2 separate regions of the Homo sapiens genome follow, and region 2 is linked to region 1. A link is a contact called in ENCODE Hi-C data. All regions are on one chromosome and are shown on one strand. Each heading gives the region's core, a stretch centred on a gene start or an enhancer-like site at or near the end of the contact. The rest is flanking DNA. Distances are from core to core; before and after follow the strand shown. Region 1 holds the start of AMOT (angiomotin). Region 2 holds the start of NXT2 (nuclear transport factor 2 like export factor 2).

The links. A loop is a pair of places that touch in the nucleus more often than their neighbours do. Pooled maps may share reads with other maps.
Region 2: a map of CD8-positive, alpha-beta T cell shows a loop between it and region 1 (16-fold over the local background). The contact joins the promoter of NXT2 here to the promoter of AMOT in region 1. A Hi-C loop is called at or near these places in 3 of 168 maps with a recorded cell type or tissue (CD4-positive, alpha-beta memory T cell, CD8-positive, alpha-beta T cell and naive thymus-derived CD4-positive, alpha-beta T cell) and 11 of 50 pooled maps.

What each region holds. Positions count from the first base shown.
Region 1 is chrX:112,839,001-112,842,321 of GRCh38, forward strand. It overlaps AMOT (angiomotin), which reads right to left and starts at 1,831. Exons shown (of 14, transcript NM_001113490.2): 1 at 1,452-1,831. LOC107985651 (a long non-coding RNA gene) reads left to right here and starts at 2,726. Exons shown (of 3, transcript XR_001755993.2): 1 at 2,726-2,868. RefSeq lists a silencer at 2,337-2,676.
Region 2 is chrX:109,535,064-109,538,384 of GRCh38, forward strand. NXT2 (nuclear transport factor 2 like export factor 2) reads left to right here and starts at 1,781. Exons shown (of 4, transcript NM_001242617.2): 1 at 1,781-1,958; 2 at 2,982-3,068. The coding sequence starts at 1,944. RefSeq lists enhancers at 1,762-1,961, 2,252-2,311 and a silencer at 2,092-2,141.

The DNA.
Region 1 (3,321 bases), core at 581-3,080:
GTTTGGTCAGGCCAGCTTTTCCCTCCCAGCTGATCTGAAACAGGATAGCCTTTAAAATTGTCGCCCTTCTCTACCTTCCTACTTTCCTTTCACTCATTAAAATCAACCAAAGTTATTTTAAAATGTATGTTAATAATGTGTTCCCAAATAAGCAATGGGTTAAGGACATCTCAGTAATAAGTCTTTGAACACCATCACTTACAGGCTTGACGCACTTGTCCAATTGAAGATAGGTGGGAGATGGATGAAAATGTATACCACATCCAAAATGGCATTTCAAACTATTCTTAGCTACTAAATGAGGGTGCTGAAAGGTCTAACTGAGAAGGCTTCACAAAGGCTGGCCTGAGAAAGAACTTTTCACAAAGCCTAGCTCAAGGAGACTTAAATATCCTTAGCCCTTCATCATTGAAGATTATGGTGACTAATTATCTTCTTCTCTGAATGGGAGAAGAGGGTTATATTCATAAAAGTTTTAAACTGCCTCCCAACGTCCACTCTTCATGGCGGGGAGGGAGGAGAACTTCATGCACTAAACATCCCAGGTTGTTGAAAAGTTCGTTCTAAAACATACACTAGAGATTGAAAATGCTGTTTCTCACCAACTTTCTCTTTCCTTGCTCATTTAATTCTACTTAGTCCCTTTATGCAAATTATTATATTATTATTAGTGGCAATCTACCAGGAACTGCTCACAGTCTATTAAAGACTGTTATTTTCCCTCCCCCTTTTCTTTCTCTTCATTTTCACAAACCCATGAAGCCCATCTTACTGTTGAAGCACCAATGTGCAGTGGCCCAGGCTTGGACCCTCAAGACACCCTCAAGATCCCCCAAAACTATTTACTAACATCTTTGGATCTTCTAAAGCAGATAGGGGCAACTCCCTCCTCACCACCACTATCACTACCACCACAAGCACTACCACCACCACCACACATCTCAAAGAGTAGCCTTGTTTTAGATTACACAGACTTTAAAACTTCAAGAATTCACGGTCCTACCCCTCCTGCTCCCGCCTCAGGGAGTGTGAGTCCCCACCCCAAGCCTAAGCACTTAGCAGAAACCTATCTAGTTATCTGAGATAAGCACTGACATGCATGCTGGGCTAAATGTAGATTTCAGCTTCCCTCGGGTCTTTAGCTCCTCAATGTGATTAATTACCTAGAGACCCACAAGAACCCCAGGAGGTAAAGAAGTAAAAGTACCATCTAGTAGTGGTACCCACTAGCATCTCCTCACCGAAGTAGGACGGGAAAGCAGCGCACACTCTAACCGATTTAACTTGCTGCACATCCAAAAAAACTCATGGCGAGCTGCAAAGAAAGTAGAACACACGGGCATTCCCACACGCGCCTAGATCGATTCACTCACGCCGAGGGCACGACCAAGTTCATGCCACCATGGATTCCTGCCCCAGTTCCCCGCGAAAAGTAACCACGCGTCTCCTACCCCTGAAGGCAAAGAAGACAAGGTGACGACTCTCTGCTCGCTCAAGTGGCTTCGGTCCCGGGCCAGCGGCCAGGGATGGGCAGGGGGGAAGCCCCAACTCCCGGCTGCTCCCCTCCTCGCTGCTCCGTCCGGGCTCTCCTTGGTGGCAGCGGACAGGCAGGATACCGGGCCAGAGGGTGGAGCAGCGGATAGCCGGAGGCGAGACTGACTGGAGGTGGTGGTAGTTGAGGGGGAGGCGGAGAGAACTAAGAGAAGAGGAGGCGAAAGAGAGCGGAGATGGAGGAGTAATTCAGGGGGTCTACCAGTTTAGGCAGCCAGAAAGCTCCTCGGAAGGAAGGGGCGTGACTGCCAAGGCAGCTCCTGGGCAAAGGATGGGAGGTAGGGGAGGGGGACGAACGGGTGGCTTTTCTTCTTGCGGTGAGCGGCTAGGACCGCCCCGGAGCAGGGCGGCGGGAGGGGTGGACGAGGGAGGAAGGCGGAGTAGAGGGCGGGGAAAGAAGGGCGGGAGCCTGCCTGGACCCTGGAAGTGAGGAGTGAGGGGAGCGCGGAAGAGAGGCGGGGCCGGGGGGCGTGGAAGTTTCAAACAATTGAACCGCGGGGTCCGGGAGCTCGGGCGAAAGCAAGGGACCCTCGCTCTCGCCTTCCCACTAGAGGGGCACGACTCGGTTGCCGTAGCCGTGAGAGTCTGCGCGGGGACTGGCTGGGAAGAAGGAAAGGGTTTTGCAAAAGACTACAATAATAATCTGCGGCAACAGCGCGGCATAGACGCGTGGGAGAGCCAGTGCAGCTCCCCGCCCCACTGCGGGAGGAAGAAAAACAAATAATAGAAATGCTGAAAAGCAGCTTCCACCAAAGCCTGCTTAAAATAATGCAGGAAGGAGAAGCGCTCCTTCGTTTTCCTTCCCCTCTTGCTTCCTATTACCAGCAGGCCCCCACCCAGGTCACAGCTCTGCGAGACACCCTCCTTTCTTCCTCCGCTCCCCCGCCCCGGGCGCTTGCCCCCCTCCCGTTGGCGGGCCGCAGAAGCTGAGGGGCGAGGGAGGAGGGGTCGCGGGCGGCGCTCCGCGGAGGCTCCGCCCCTGGGCGGGCTGGGAGCGCCGGCCTGGGCGGAGCGCGTCCCTGAAGCGTAAGTCCCGCCCACCATTCTTTTGCAGCTACCGGTTGGCCCAGCCTGGCCTAGTATACGCTTGCGATTGGGCCCTGGAGTCGCCAGTCTGATCCCTTTGTCCCACCCGCCCTCAAAATTAATAAAACTAAACAAGAGGCTATTGTGTAGTTCTATGTTCTACCCCAGCTACTGCTGGCAAGAGAAAGATGAGACGCTTTATTTCTCAGTCTCATAAAAGAGTGCAACAGTGTGTCGGCCGACTCTGGTACGCCTTTATGTTTATGGCACTGTCCAGCTTTCTGCGAATAGGTAACTTTTCTTCCCCCTTAGTTTATTAAATCAGGAGGGGGGAAAGTACATGAAGTGTCATTGTGGTGTTCTGCTGACTGTGAAAAAAGCTGACATTGGTTAAAAACGAGAGGGTTGAGAACAGCATCCTGGGACACGGAAAATCTACCATTTTACATCTAGAAAAACGAAGGCACAAAGAAACAGTGTCAGGGTAGCAAAATAACATGGAATTTGGAACCAAAGGAAGAATTCATTTGGGGCCCTGGCACTTACTAGCTAATTGTATGACTTCTGTTAAGTGGCTTAACTTCTCAGCCTTAATTTTTCTACCTGTAAGTAAATGCTGTAAGACATGCCCTATTAACTTAAAGGCACTGGTATGAAAATAAAATGTGTGTGAAAACTATAAAGCACTCCACACATGTATGTGTTCCTACTTGTGTGTGAAACATAATGGAGAGTCTTAGATGT
Region 2 (3,321 bases), core at 531-3,030, 3.3 Mb before region 1:
ACGTGGTGGCTGGCGCCTGCAGTCCCAGCTACTCTCCTCGGGAGGCTGAGGCAAGGGAATTACTTGAACCCGGGCGGCGGAGGTTGGCAGCGAGCCAACATCATGCCACTGCACTCCAGCCTGGGCCACAGAGTGAGACTCTGTCTCTAAAAAAAAGAAGAAGAGGAGGAGGAGGAGGAGGAGGGGAGGGGAGGGGAAGAGGGAGAAGGGTTGCTATAGGGAATGGTCAGAACTAAGCAAGTTACTTAGTATTTCTTTGTAACTCAATGTTATGTTTATTGTCTAGCACTCTCATTACACTTTGAGCCTCACAAGGATTCGAAACATGCCTATTTTATTCACCACTCTATATACAGAGCCTTGCACAATCTTTGGCACATAGTGAATACTTGATAAATATTTATTGAATGAATTATGATGAGGAGGAGAGCGGAACCAAAAAAATAAAGATTCCGAGAATTCAAGATAGGTGACTGGGAGAATATAAAAGTTTGGAAGTGCGGAGGAAATAATGAGTTTAAATTTTGGACGTACAAGTTTGAGAAGCCTATAGTGCAGTCACGTTCATGTTTAGCAAAATTATTATGTGTAATTGGAGCTCAGATAAGGGGTGGGGGCTTGGGATAGGTTGTTGAGATTCATTAGCATACGAGTAGCAATTTAGATCACCCTGAAGAAGGGAGGCTTTAAAAGGGGGGATGCACCGGAAGTGACGCCAGTCAGAGGTTAACGGAAAACGGAAGCTGGCTGGCTGAGAAGAAGCTTCCGTTAGTCCTACCTTGAAGAGAAAAGAGCCAGATAAAGAGAAAGATTAAAAGTATGAGAAAATACAGAAGCCACTGGTCTCAGGGAGACAGAGAAGGATACCAAAGAAGAAGTAACTATTATGAGGGGCCACACACCAGCCACTCAAGGTAAAACTACGACATCTAATTAATTTGCCATTTAAATCAGAAGTCATTGGCGGCTTTGGGATGAGAGGTTTTTAAGGGGTGTTGGGGAGCAAAGCCACATTGCCATGACAGTTATATTGCTTGAGTTTGAATCTCAACTAGTTTGTGACCGTAGGCAGATTTTACAGTCTTAGCTGTAAAATGAAGATGATAAAATAATAGCAATTACCTCAGCATTGTTATAATAAGTGAATATATGTAAAACTGATTAGAAAAGCACCTTACATATAGTCAGCACTCGACATTTTAGTTATTGTTAGAATACCTTGCAGAATAAATAGCCCTTAAAAGATGGTGAATAGCACTGTAAACTTAATTTTTGTTGGTGTCCGTGAGACATTTTAAAATGCCAGAATGGAGAAACCAGATGAACTTTTCCTGTTCAATGTGGCTGGGTTAAAATGAAATAGTAATTTTAGGCATACTGCCAAAACGTAGTAATTCAGTGAGGATGATCCTTCCAGAACGTTCCAGAATGCTAAATTGTTCACTAGTCACGCACGCCTTTCCCCAAGCTCTGCCCACTTATCCTATAGGCTACGGAATAGTAGGTCTCCTCGCATTTCTAATTGGTCTTCAGAGGGCTTTGGCTCCGCCTCCTGGGGCAAAAAAGTCCCTGTAATTGAACACTTTCATTTTTGCTTGTCCCCAGGCTTGTCGTTAGAAAAGTAGGGGACTTTCCTGTTGAGTATCATGTTTACAAAAGCAAAGTGGCTTTTAAATTTTAAACTAAGTATCAAACAAGTAGATAAGGTGGATGGGAGGGATCTTCAGGAACTGAAGGGAAGTGGAACTTAAGGTTGGAACATCGGTGTGCTTTTAACGACGGACCGAGCTACTTCCGGGAGAGAATGGGAGGGTGGAAAATTTTGTGCGTTTGGCGGGTTTCGCTCTCTTCATAAGTATTGATCATTCCGCAGCCCTGCGGACCGGACACGTGAGGAGGTAGTGACGCCGACACTGCCAGAACACACTGCTACAAGGTCCCAGATGGCCACGTCTCTGGTGAGTGCCTGGGCCGTGGCAGGACGGCTGGGCGCCGGACTCCAGTGGCTGAGAGGAGGGATTCCGGGGCGGTCTGGCTGCTGCTCACGTGGATAGGTGACGAATCACGTCCCGGCTCTCTGCACTGCGGGGCGGGGCCCACGCTTTGCTGCCCGCCCTGCCGGCCCCACCCCCAGCCTGGTTAGCAGTCGCTTTCTGATCCCGGAAAGGACCCTGAGCTGGGAAATAGCGAGAGGCGGGGATGTTGGGGTTTGTTGTTTATGGCTTGCAGTTTCTTTCTCTCGATTATCTTCCTCTCTAAAAATCACTTTCAGTCACCTGACAAAGAAACTGGCGATTCATTGTTCTTAATTTAGTAATAGACTGGGCCCCGTACATGAATGAGAAGGAAGGTATTCCTTAATTCTCCGGCACGAACGCCAACAGCGTTGCTTTCTTCGGTGTCACAGTTCTTAGGCAAACAGCAGTGAATATTTACGCAATGTGGGAAAGTTTCCTAAGTGGAGCTGCCGGTTTTTCAAGTAGTTGAACTACTTTCGTGTGTGTGTGTGTGTGTGTGTGTGTGTGTTTCCCATTCATCAACTTTGGAGTTTGGCTCTAACACCTCACTTGAAAACAGAAAACAATTTCCTAGCTTATTCAGTGGCAGTTTTTGCCGCTCTCTCTCCTTTTCTAAGGTTCAGGTGGTGTCATTTTCATTGCCGTGAATGTTTGTAAAATATTGAAAGTCTAAAGTGCTTAGTTGCCAAGAAAAGATTATAAATTTATATGTGGAGACTGAAAAAGACTCAGATTCATTGAGAAGATTATGTCCTAAAGACATGCACTTAAAATTAGTGAAAAATTTTAAAATTGCAAACTTCAGAGTCCGGCCTTTAAAATGTCTGAATTTATATGAAAGAATGTGGACTGTATATAGAGCTACATAGTGGTTGAAATAAATCATCAGCTTCTGTCAGTGGTTTTGTGTTTGTGAGGGGTTGAAAAGGTTGGTAATCTATACTTCTGGAATTTTTCTTGTAGGATTTTAAAACTTATGTAGATCAGGCATGTAGAGCTGCTGAGGAGTTTGTCAATATTTACTATGAGACAATGGATAAAAGAAGACGGGTGAGTGTTATAGACTCTACTACTCTTTATAGACTACTACTCTTTATTAAATACCAGGTTGTGTCTGGAGCCAGCGTTTCATCTGACTTGCATAAGTGGTAACTGTGGATTTACTCTTTAAAAGCAAATTGCTCAGGGAAGGATTGGTATGGCATTAGTGGGAACATGGGCTCTGGAATCATATCCCAGGTTTACTTTTACCTAGTTCTTTGACCTGGAGCAAGTTGCCATTTTCCCTTAACCTCATTTTATT